Regions from separate parts of the Mus musculus genome. Here regions 1 and 3 are each linked to region 2. The links are chromatin contacts, found by Hi-C or POLR2A ChIA-PET in ENCODE. All regions are on one chromosome and are shown on one strand. The core of a region is the stretch at or near the end of the contact, and the rest is flanking DNA. Distances in the headings are between cores, read along the strand shown.

Region 1 (4,316 bases), core at 1,306-3,805, 140 kb before region 2:
ATAAAGACTTGTGCAGAACTCCATACAAGTTCATAACATCCAGATCCAGCCACATATTTCAAAGGCTCCCCAAGGAAATGGAAAACAGGTTGGGATCTGAAGAAACAGGACAGGAACTTATCTGATGGAAGGTGTTAAAAACAGAGAACAAACACACATCGAAATCCACAAATCCCTACCACAATGTCACCTGCCTCCAAGTCCTCAGACAGCATTGTTGTTATTTGGACTTTTAGCTCCCATGTGCTGGACTATGGGATGGTACCAGGAGTCTGAGAGCTGCAATTCACAGTGGCCTACTGTGCTCTGACAAGTTGCAGTAGTCAAGTCCCATCCCTTCCCACAGTCACCAACTCAGTCCAGAGAGAGAGAGATGCATAAATCTGATATCTTTCCCCAGCATTGTCTAACCTGGCCAAAAAATGTGTATGGGATGTGTGTGTGTATCTTTCTCTCTCTCTCTCTCTCTCTCTCTCTCTCTCTCTCTCTCTCTCTCTCTCTCTCTCTGTGTGTGTGTGTGTGTGTGTGTGTGTGTGTGTGTGACTTTATTTGAGGAGAAGGGCTCACGTGCCAATTTAAATGTGTACAGATCAGAGTCTGTTTTCTCCTTCTTCCTTGTGAGTCCCAAAGATTGAGCTCCCACCATCAGGGTTGGTGGCAAGCCTTCTCTACCCACTAAGCCATCTTGTCAGTCCCAAAACTGACTCTTTAAATGACAATGAGAAAAAATATTGGTAGGGAGAAAGATCAACGTTTTATAAACATGTGCCCTCCACAAAACAAGATAATTAAGATCCTGATATAAATTAGCTCTATAGAAATGATTGTCAAGGAAGGGAGGAAACAGAGACCAGCAAGGTTAAGCTACTTGCTCTTGGCGACACAGGTAATAAGGAATTGCATCAAGCTATGGTACCCTCCTCTCCCTGGTAATAAACCCTGTGTCTGTATTACACCCTGCAGCCAACAACAGACTGGGGGGAAATACACCAGACCAGTGGTTCTTTGTGTTGTAATATCCAAAATGAATTCAAGACCACCCAGTACCTTCCTCCTTCGAAAAACACTTTCCAAACTGTACTTGCAGGCCACGTGCAGAGCCAGATAGGGAAGCCGGCTGACTAAACAAATGTAAAAACATAGTTTTGGTGGTCAAAATGATTAAGCTTGCAACTACCAAAACAATACTAGCTGTTCTCAGAGAAGTAACCATAACAAGATTAGCAATTCTCCTGACCCCTGCCCCACACTGAATTCTGACAAAGACCACAAACCACCCTGAGCTTGTTGTGAGAATTCCCTTGACGTTAATAGCTGTGATGTTAAAGTACTATTACTTTGCTGACCAAATCATAATAACCCACCATGGGGGCAAGCAAAGTAGTCACTGGGCCATAGGGTTACTTAGTCACTATACAAACCAACCAATGCCTGAAAGGGTTACTTGCTACACCAATAAGAACCCTGTTACTCAAATCTGCCCCTTACAAAGGTATAAAAAATGTGATCTTTCTTTGTTCTGGGTCTCTCCTCTGGCCTGCGTGCTGAGAGGGGTGTCCCCAACATGTTGGATCAATAAAAATCCTCATGCGGTTTGCAGCGATGGCGGCGGTCTCTGTGGTCTTTCTGAGTAAGGGTCTTTTGACTGGCTACAACAGTGTGTGTTCTTAAAATCAGCAACATCAATGCCCCACCCGGGGATTTATTATAAATACAGATTCTCCAGCTCTTCACCAGCTAGCTTACTGAAGGAGTCAGGAATCGTAGGTGCAAGGCACAGCAACCTGCCAATGAGCTCTGGTTCTAAGAAGCAGCGCACCAGGTCAGCGTGCTTCCGAACATCTGACGAAGAGACTTTAAACCCCCACTTACTATTTTTAGAGCATTTCTTCTCCAAACACAAACAGTGCCTTGGGGGTTTTAACCTCTAAGGAAAGTGCTTACATTGGTACTGGGAACGTGCAGTTGGCAGCAGCAGACCAGCTGCTGTTCTGCACACAGATGCTTTTTGCTGGGATATAAAAACAATCCGGCAGAGCGCGGGCCCCAGCCCCCAGGCTTGGGGGGCTAACAACGTGTACATTTTCCATGCCCCTGGAGAACAGCAAGCCTCAGAGGAGTAAAAAGAGACTTCCTGTCCCTTTGTAGTTATCAAAAATAAAAAATAAAATTAAAAAAAAATCTAAGGCGAGACTTCAAAGCTCAAAAGAGGGTTCCCACCATCCTTAATAAAGAAAATCCATCCAGCCCCACCCTGACCCCAGACAGAGAGAGTCATCCCTGGGGAAGCATTAAGTTAATCACTGTGGTACCCTTTGGGGCAAAATTAGTAACAGGAACTGTGTTTGAAGGCTCTTGGTAGTGAGGCTTTCCCTGCGACAGGCAGAGGAAATAGTGGAAACAAGACGCAGGCTGCGGGGTGCCTGGAAGCAGCAGGCATTAGGGTTGCTAGTCAGTGCAGTTGGATTGACAGGAGTGGGAGTGTACATCTGGGCCTAAGGGTGTGTCTAAGGCTGGGAAATGCCTTTTGTTACAGAAGGTGGCACGCCTCCTCCTCTCATCTCCCTGCCAAGACCTCAAATAAAATCGTTTCCTCCTGAAAATGCCCATCTCGGAACCTTGGCTGTGCCCCGAGGGAGGCACCGGAATGGCAAAAGTGAGGACATACGGCTGCCAGCATCGTCTATGCTCTAGATAGGGGTCAAATGTCAACTTTCTGCCAGGTCCAGCCCGGATGTGAGGGCTGTGAAGGCAACAACCAAGGAACCATTCCTTCGGATGGAAGTCCTATGGCAGAGAGAAGCTGATGTTTGAATTTTCCTGTAGAGCCCTTGAGGTTCCATGAATCAGTCTGGGAAGGATGCAGGTTAAGTGGGAAGCAGAAGCCCTCAATCACGTGATGACGGAAAAGCCGAAAAGGCTGGGTTATACCCTTAGGAAACCTATTTGTTTCTTGGCTCCCTGCAGGGGCATGCACACTAGCAAAGGCTCAATCCCTTCATTATTCATTTGATCACAAAAGAAGGAATGAGAGGAAAAATACTTTTATTTTTCACCAAGCAATCACCAAGCGCAGGTAGGAGTTGGGTGTTTCTCTTTCCTATCTTGATGAATAGCTGGGGCTTGGGGGGGCTTGTTTTGTTTTTCTTGGCTTTTGTGTATATCCGTTTCTTGTTGGTGGGCTTGGCTTTTTGTTGTTTTGATGATGTTTTGGGTTTTTTCTTTCTTTCTTTCTTTCTTATTTTTTTTTTTCAGCAGGTGCTAGTCACAAAAAACAGCTAGGATGAAAGAATGTACTTTTTGGTAAAAAGGCTTCCAGGGTTGCAGAAAGACTGGATACAAAGACTTAGATGGGCGCTTAGGCTCGATAGTCCAGTCCTCTTCTAGGCGAGCTGAGTTTGGTTTCCAAGGGACACATCTGCCTGTAACTCCAGCTCGGGAGGTGGGGGCGGTGGGGGGGGGGGGAATCCAATGTTCTCTTCCGGTCTCTTAGGGTACTGCACCCATGTACACACACACACACAAACACACACATACTTAAAAATAAAAATAAAAGAATTATTTTTAAACAACCCAACAGGTTGATAGGGCTGGAGATATGGCTCATTGGCTGCTCTTCCAGAGGACTGAGGTTTAATTCCAACATCTATATGATAGCTCATAATCTCCTGTAACTCCATCTCCAGGATACCTAATACCTCCTTCTAACCTCTGTGGGCACTTGCACTCTCATGCACATACAAGCATATGTAATTGAAAATAAAATAAAATAAAGCAATAGTATCATAGATAATATTTTGGTATTTGTCTTATAATGCCCAAAATTAACCTGTAAGCCTTACCTGCCCAGAAACCCAGTAACTTCCTGCAATGCTGGGAATTATAGTTCTTAGGAAACAGCAAAGCATCATGGGAAAGTACAGTGGCCTATAGGTTTGCCCTTTGCCCCTGCAACCCATGGCTCAGGCCATTCTCAGGTGGGAAGTTCTGTGAAATGGTCCCAACTAAGGTCCATCCCTTGGTCAATATCTAATATTTAATAAAGGTTGCTTTAAATTTGGTCCAGAATGTTGGAGTTGTTCCCCCCACCCCACCCCCCGCATATCCCAGAATTAACAGTCTCCCAAATCAACATGTAAACTGTAAAAGACACTTAGTGGAGGGAAGAGAACACTCTTGTCAGGTGTCTGTCCTCCGCCTTTTCTGTTGGTGAGGGCCAGGTTCCTGCAGGCTTGCAGGCCACCTCTGACTCACTCCCGGTGGCGGCAGCTGCTGCTCTTCATCATTTTCTTCTTTGGCAGTTCCATACCTGTATG
Region 2 (4,104 bases), core at 686-3,185:
ACACACACACACACACACACACACACACACACACACACACACACACACACACACACACACAGAAAGAGAGTCAGCCAGAGAGAGAGACAGAGAGAGACAGAGAGAACCAGAATGTCTGTAGAATGAATTCCCAGGCCATAGCAACTGTCATGCCTTGGGATGGAAGCAGTAGATCTTGGCTGGCCAGGCAGTAAGCCCTTTAGAGGAAGGAGACAAGAGGCCTGCCTTCCCTTACACAGCCCAACCATGAAAACAAGCTCTTTTTTGTTTTTGTTTAGTTTTTAGCTAACAACCTTCATCCTCCCTGCAGGGATGAAAGACATGATTGGTTTATAGCATCTCAAGGGTTTGAATTCAAATTTTCTTCCACCTAATTCCCCACTTGGCCCCAATATTGGAAATAAAGGGCCAGCTGGGGGTAAGTTTTGGATAAGGGATGATGTCAGGTTTTGATCAGATAAAGTGATGGAGGATTGCAATCCGGGCACGCCCCAGATTTGGGTGCTGAGAGAGCCTGCATCATCTTGCTTGGTGACATGTCTAAACACAGAAAGGGAGAAATAAGAAAAGGATGGGGAAAATTAATCGTCCTTTATGTAGCTCTTTCCCCTCCCCCTCGACTGAGAGCCACAGCGCCGGTTGGCTCCAAGCCTGTGCTTTAGAGGCGCCTGGGTCTCTGGGTCCTTCTTCTCCTCCTCCCCCTCCCACCCCACCCCCACCACCCACCCGGGCTCCTTCTTCTTCTTCTTCTTTTGGCTTGCAGAAATCAGGACCCATCTGAACTAAGAGGGAGGAGAGAAGCAAGGAAGCTGAAGCAAGGGGTGGCCTGCGCCCTACTCCGGAAAGCTTCGCGCGCGGAAGCATGCAGCGGTTGCTCGCGTCCGGAGCGCACCGATCCGGCTGTCTCCACTGCGGTAGCATCCGGACATGACATTGCAGTAGCGACAAAGGAGCGGCCACAACCGGCAGCTGGCTACTGACAGGACTACTCGGGCCTCGCACCGCGCCGAGGGTCTGGCAGCGAATGATATTGGGGTGAGGCTGGGTGTTGGGGTGCGAGATAGGCCGAGTCGGGGGCAAAAACCCAAAAATGCGCAGGACCTCGAGGCGGACACCTCTCGCGCCTCCTTCAAGCAGCCAGATTGCAAGAAAAATAATTCTTTAACACTCACTAGCCTTAGCTCACCACACACACACACACACACACACACACACACACACACACACACACGATCTAGTAGGAGTCCTCCTCGGTCTGGCTATTGCCTTGTAACCAACCCTTCCAACCCGTCTGGTCCCACCGCGCGCCTCCGGCACTACGGGCCCGAGGACCCGCCCGGCTCCCGGACACAGGCTCGAACGTAGCCGCCACCCTAGGGTCCCCTCCTATCGCTCACCAGGAGAAGAGAGCCGGCGACCATCGTGGCTCCGACTTGGCCGGCGGTGCGGCTGCAAGAGGCGAGGGCGGTGATGCTGCTTGCCCGGGTCCCCATGGCCGAGCTCGGGGCTCGCAGCGGCGCCCGGGGCGCTCGGCCCCACGGCAGCTGGAATTGGTGGCTGTTTCTGCCCAGCGCCGCATCCACCGCCGCCTCACGGGCGGTGAGCCCATCTACCTCCAGCAGCCCATGTGCACTGCAGCAGCCAGGCACCCAGGCGGAAGAGGGAGGCAGCAGGGGAGGCTCCGAAAGGCGCTCAGCACCTGCCCAGGGGCGCTGGCGCCCGGGCGGTGAGAAGCAGGCGCGCTCGCAACCCGCGCCTCCCGGTGCTCTCCAACGACAGCGGCTGCGGAGAACCAGAGAGCAGGGCTAGCCGCGACAGTGCTAAAGAGCGACTTCCCATAGCGAAGCTTCCAGCCACTATCAAGCACTCGCCTCCTCCGCTGCCTAGACCGGCCGGCGAGGGACTGAGTCGGATGGCCACTCAGCTCGGGGACACACGTGGTGGCGCCGAAGGGGCGGAGAACGACCCTTTGTGATGTCACCCGGGAGGAGGCCGGGCTCTTTGTGCAGATGGAAAGAACTCAAGGCGCTCCAGAAACCGAGGGGAAGGAGAGGGTGCCCCTTGGCGTTAGCTGGAGGAATTGCGTTTGCTTGTTAACCTGCACACACCCCTCACCCCGACTTAACTTTAAAAAAAAAAAATGATTCCAAGTAGATTGTATGTAAAACAGAGACTATTTTCTTTTCCTAACATAAATATTAACAACAGCCAATATAACTTGCGCATAATGGCGCAGGCCTGTATTTTCATTGCCAGGAAAGCTGAGGAAGGAGAATTTGAAGTTGGAGGGAAATTCTGAGCTACACAGAAAACTCCTATCTCATGCATGCATGCATGCATGCATGCATGAATGAATGAATGAATGAATGAATGACCTGAGCATAACGGTGCCATTAAGCACTCTGTATAATGAGAATATGAACTTCTCCAATTCCAGGCCAGCCAAAATTGGAGTTCTACACAAGCCTGGCTTACAGAGCAAAATCCAGTCTCAGAAATCAATCAATCAATCAATCAATCAATCAATCAATTAAAGGAGCTAGAAAAAAAGCAAAAACCATGGAGCTTACATCAATTGCCAGACACAAAGAGACGTGTGTGTTGGTTCCCAAACTGCTGTGTTTTGAGGTCTGCTGTGTTCTCACAGTGGAGCAAAAGGAAAAAGCAAGTGTAGTCTCGGCATTTATGTGTGGCTCCCCTGCTTCCTGACTGCAGACCCGGTTTAACCAGCTGCCTCCTCTCCTCTCCTCTCCTCTCCTCTCCTCTCCTCTCCTCTCCTCTCCTCTCCTCTCCTCTCCTCTCCTCTCCTCTCCTCTCCTGCAATAACTGTATCCCTGAAACTGTTAGCCAGAAGAAACCTCCCCGTCTCTCAGTATTGTTGGCTATTTGTTCTCAGCAGTGAGGAACCTGGACAGAAACAACACTAAGCATCCCTGACAGGGAGTTGCCATGGTAGGAGCCCTATTTCCTTCCTTGCCAGTTACTACATGGAGAGTTGGTTCTTTTTCTCGGCATTCTTTGGAAGAATGAGATGTATTTAAAAATTAATATGAGGATTAATCCTACTCTCATCTTTCAAACATCTGCCAGTTAAAGAAATAAAACATATATTTAAAAAAGCTTGACCATAAACCCTGAAGGGGAATGCTGTAATATTAAGTTTCCAGTAAAAAATTTTTTTAAATTCTGAAAAATACTATCCTTAAATACAGAATTTTGTGAAAGGGGGTGATATTTCAACTTGAAATTCTCAAACTCTCTCCGAGGCTTCCAAAAGTGAAGGGGGATTACTATGTCTTCATGTATAATAGGGCCAATTAATTCTTCAAAACTTCAAATTATTGGCCACCACAATCAAAGGTCTTTCTGTTTAAAAGGGGGTGGGGGTGGGAAGTGAGATATTAAAGAAAAGGGGTCAGCTGACACCTTGCAGACAAATATGAGTTACTTGAGGTAATGTATGATTTGATCTTCCAAGCTGGGAGACTTTAATTTGGGTAAGTGTGGTTCTGACCTGCTCGTTCTCTTTGTTCTTCCTATTGTTTTCATGTTCCATAAGGTCCTTATGGGGCACTAATCATCAGAATTCAATTTTTCACGGGCCTTTGGGTTTGAGTTTGGTTTGGTTGGCTGGCTGCTTTTGGGTTGGGTCTTGCTGTGTAGCTCAGGTTAGCCTCCAGGGGATGGTTATCCTCCTTCATCACCACCTGAGTTACAGCCATGCAATCTCGATGCCTCTTGATACAATATATTCAGTTCATCTTGCTTACTGCTAACTAAGTAAAAACCCCTTAGTATTCTTCATCACAAACAAAAAACAAACAAAACAAAACAAAACAAAAGTGTCTATTGAATCTAGTTAGAATATAAAATGCTGGTGAGATGACTCAGCACTCAGCAGGTAAGAGCACTGACTGCTCATCCGAAGGTCCTAAGTTCAAATCCCAGCAACCACATGGTGGCTCACAACCATCCATAATGAGATCTGACGCCCTCTTCTGGTGTGTCTGAAGACAGCTACAGTGTACTTATTTATAATAATAGATAAATCTTTGGGATGGAGCAAGTGGGGCCAACCAGAGCAAATGGGGTTGGCTGGAGCGA
Region 3 (4,143 bases), core at 667-3,166, 220 kb before region 2:
CTCCTTGCATAGAACCAGGCCCATAAGATTGTCATCAAACTTGTATGTTTGCAGACTCAGCAGATTAAAAACCATCAATTTTGTATAAGTTCGGTTTAGTTCATTATTCAGAGTGGTCATGAGCATTACTGCACATGTGTAAAATGTCAGTTGAGCCAGTCGCGGTGGCGCACCACACCTACAATGCCAGCACTGGGGAAGTAGAAGCAGGAGCATCTCAGTAAGTGTGTGGCCAGCCTGGGCTACAAAGCAAGTCCCAAGCAGTCCCGAAACAAAACAGAACAAGCCCATGAACAAAAAGCCATTTGCATTTTTCGTTTCAGGAATTGTCTACTCTTTTCCTTTATTTTTCTTTTCCTGTTGGATTGTTGGTCTCTGCCAAAACCAACAGGAAGTCTTTGGAAGTTCTGAAGCACTAGAAATCTAAAGTGTTGCAAAATATAGTTCACTAGGCAAGCGCTGTCCCTGAACTGTGTTTGCCTCCTCCTGATTTAGGTACAAGGTCCAACCCCAGCATCATAGTTTGTGTGTGTGTGTGTGTGTGTGTGTGTGTGTGTGTGTGCACATACACACACACAGGCATAAGTATAAAGTATATCTATAAGACTATAAGATATGTATACTTATGTATATATGTTATATTTAGGATCCATTTGTATTTTAGAAAAATATGGTTTTTGTTGGAGATATGTATCCTACTATTTTTGTGACCCTCTGTGTTCATCAAGCATCAAAATACTTCAGATATTCTGATACTGGGATGAGGAGATGACTCCATGAATAGTAAAAGCACTTGCCATGCAAGATTGAGAATCACAGTTCAGATCCCCTGAACCCACATAGAAACTAGACACGTATAGCATCCACCTGTAACTCAATACTTAGGAAGGGGAAACAATGGATCCCTGGGGCAATCCAGCTTGCTTGACTATTCTGAATTGGTAAGCTCTGGATTCAGTAAGATAGACTGTCTCAATAAATAATGTAAATAGCAATTGGAAGACACTTGATATTAATATCTGGTTCCTACATGCCCACATGTACACATACACACAGATGAGCCCACATACAAACACATTTGAATGTAAGCTTAATGCACACAACTGATAGTTACTATGGGAGGTCAGTTTTCTTTAAGGGTATGGCTCCTGAGAGGTTGACCACACCCCAATGAGAGGACACACATCTTGGCAGCACACTCCAACTTGCTGAGCTTAAAAGAAGAGCAAAGAGGACACAAAACTAGATGGGTAAGGAAGGGGGTGGATCTAGGAAGAGTTAGGGGAGGGATGGACATGCTTAAAACACATTATACAGAATTTCCAAAGAACTAACACAGAAACACAGACACCACACACACACACAATCTCAAAGCTTGTTTAAACAGAAACTTCTCTTGACACATTTCTTTAAGGAGATGGGAGCTTCAGAAACAATAAAGGATGAAGGGTCTTTATGGAGCATCTAATGCATGGATTTAACCCATACACTCTTTAACTCCTTCATTCTGCATCTCAGTTCTCTTGCAGAGCTAAGGAGCTTGAAGTTCCGATGCCCTGGAAACCTGGACCAGGATCACAAAGCTAGAGAGATGTAGATCTGGGGTTCTAACCAGAGCTGTCAGACCCCAAGGTCCCTGTTGACATTATAGCTCTAGCTGTGACCCTACTATCTATGTGTTTCAGAGTGGGCTGTTCTGTCTTCGAAGATCCATGAGAGTTGAGTAAGAGGAGCCATAATTGGAATGAGGCTGAAGACTCTGATGTTGTTTGGAAGACCACTAGAGTTTATTTACCCCAGTCCTAAAGCATTTCATAAGTCCGGATTGGTCACACGGATGAGGACGAAGAGCCCAGCTGGCTGTCATTGGCTGCGAGCCATGCACAGACAGCCTCCGGTCATTTGTCAATGTTCCCCCGGGTGCCTGCTTCACGTTAAGATCCTGGCAGCATGCCTCATTCCACTGTATAATTGCACTGGCTTCAACAAGGCTGACTAAATCTTGTTGATGAGTCTACTGAGTTCCTGGGCCCGGCAGGCTTGAAGGGCTCAGAAACGGAACAAGGCACACCCAGAAGTTCAGTCCAAAAGCTGGAGACTCGACTCCTCTGGTTTGTCCTTGACAAGGGTAAACATTTCATTGTCAAGTTTCAAACATACTCCACAGATGTGCAGGTTTCCAGAACGTGAAGGGGATGTCAGAACTGGGGTCGTCATCACTCATTCTTAATTCAGTGTTTTCCCTGATGTGCACTGAGCCCTGTCAGGTCTTGTGTTTGTTAGATGGTCTGCAGAAGGTCGGCAGGTAAAGGTCTTGTCTTCACACCCCTGGTCCATTTGGGCTGCCATGATAAAGTTTCATAGTGAGGCAGCTTACAAACAGAAATTGATTGCCATAGCTCCTAAAGCTAAGCTGTCCAGGATCAAGGCAGAGTCTATTGAAGATGCCTTGGCTCTCATGGACCTTTCCCCCTGTATCCTAGAGTGATAGAAAGAGAAAGGGGGTCTTTCTCAGGCCTGAGACCATTTTTACAAGAGCATTAAACACACCCATGAGGGCCTCATCATCTCCCAAAAGCCTCATCTTTTAAGTGTCCCTCCTGAAGCAGGTAGGATTTCAATACATGAATTTCTGGGAGAAATTCATAGGATGTAGAACACTTGCAGAACACAGAACATCTGCAAAGCATAGAACGCTTTCTGTTCAAACAGCTTAGCCTGACTTCTCTAACCTTTACACATCAACTTGGGATGATATACCAGCTCAAAGAAATCTGACAAGCATTTCATTTTCCCCGAGGCAGAAAGATATTATAGCCAGGCCCTGTGAACAGCTGGGCATAGGGGCAGGACCAGGTCCCAGGGACAGCCGGGCATAGGGGCAGGACCAGCAGCTGGACTTTGTTGTGGAAGCTCCTGGACGTCATCACTACAGTTTTCTTGTCTTCCTTGTCCCTTCCTTGGCTGTTTCTCAAACCCTCTGCTGTGAAAGCAATTCATCCTGATTCTCACAAGCCAGTCTGTGTAGCCAAGCTCTCAGTAAGGGGAGTTTTGGTCTTTCCTCTGTCTGCCATGACCTCAGTAACCTGCTCAGTGCAAAATACTTGAGCCCTACTGGCAGCCGAGGCAGAGGGAGAAAAGGTATACAGAATATGCACTTGATGAAAATGCCCCTGGCCTGTTGAGTTGTTTGTGAACCCAGGTCTTGCTATACAGCCCAGGCTAGCCTTAAATTCTGAATCTTCATGTCTCAACCATGCCCGGTTTGTCCTTTCACTTTTCTGAGCCAGGGAAAGAACTCTTGAGAGATCTAGACTTAAAACAAAAAAGCCAAAACCCATACAAAATGACTACAAAGCTTGCCTCCATCCAAGTCTCGCAGCTAACCACTTTGTTGCTCACCAGCTTGCCATCATCAACCCTCACAGGATGCCCTCACACACAGGGAGACACAGGGGCCACACAGGCCCAGAAACAGGGTAGCCCATAGCAGCTGCCCTTATCCCACAGCCATAAACAAGCAGCGATAAAAACGTAAGTTTTTGATATTTTGTTCATTGTGCATTTTATATATAACCTTTAAAAATCCAAATACTACCTGAAACTACTTTTGATATTCTGCTATTCCTAGTATATCCTTAAATGTTGTGCATGATATATAGACCTCTCCTTCCCTCCCCAAACATGAGAGTCTATATGGGCATGCAGTCTTTTATCTCTTATGAACCCCTTAGCCAAAGGTTAAATTGATCACCAATGTTCAAGGGTGTAATCAACTGTGTATAGACAATAGATTATCCATGAACACCACAAAGACAGTTCAAGAATCTTGTAGATGGTTGAACACGTGTGGATGGCACCTAGGCAAAGGCTGTGGAAGCTCACCGTCCTTTCCTGACCCCTCACACTACATAACTCTCCATCCTCTGCAATAGCAAGTAAGGGCTGGGGGGTGTGGCTCATTGGTAGAGCGCTTGCCTAGCAGGCACAAATCCTGGGTCCCGTCTCAGCACCACACAAACTGGGCGTGGCCGTGCACAGCTGTAATCCTAGCATCCTGGAGGTGGAGGAAAGACAGGGTGGAGAGGTAGTTAAGATCATGCACAATTACCTAAGGAATTCAAGGCCAGCCTGGGGTACCAG

Evidence for each region. A loop is a pair of places that touch in the nucleus more often than their neighbours do. ChIA-PET counts read pairs that join two places held with the same protein, here RNA polymerase II (POLR2A).
Region 1: a map of heart shows a loop between it and region 2 (2.4-fold over the local background). The contact joins the promoter of E130008D07Rik here to the promoter of Tnfrsf21 in region 2. A Hi-C loop is called at or near these places in 5 of 37 maps with a recorded cell type or tissue (gastrocnemius, heart and left cerebral cortex). POLR2A ChIA-PET finds 5 or more read pairs at or near these places in 1 of 5 experiments (embryonic stem cell).
Region 3: a map of mouse trophoblast stem cell shows a loop between it and region 2 (3-fold over the local background). The contact joins the enhancer-like site here to the promoter of Tnfrsf21 in region 2. A Hi-C loop is called at or near these places in 17 of 37 maps with a recorded cell type or tissue (ES-E14, T-helper 17 cell, T-helper 2 cell and 6 more). POLR2A ChIA-PET finds 5 or more read pairs at or near these places in 4 of 5 experiments (Patski and embryonic stem cell).

Annotation. Positions count from the first base shown.
Region 1 is chr17:43,156,530-43,160,845 of GRCm38, reverse strand. E130008D07Rik (RIKEN cDNA E130008D07 gene) reads left to right here and starts at 2,555. Exons shown (of 6, transcript NR_045155.1): 1 at 2,555-3,076.
Region 2 is chr17:43,014,386-43,018,489 of GRCm38, reverse strand. It overlaps Tnfrsf21 (tumor necrosis factor receptor superfamily, member 21), which reads right to left and starts at 1,935. Exons shown (of 6, transcript NM_178589.3): 1 at 1,398-1,935. The coding sequence starts at 1,493.
Region 3 is chr17:43,239,110-43,243,252 of GRCm38, reverse strand. No RefSeq gene overlaps it. Among named protein-coding and RNA genes, the nearest start is that of Adgrf1, 29 kb to the left of the region's middle. Within about 2 kb of position 1,916, at least 1 of the 3 ENCODE cell types and tissues checked has a DNase peak (open chromatin) inside an H3K27ac peak, as active enhancers do; it is gastrocnemius, where a contact is called at or near this core.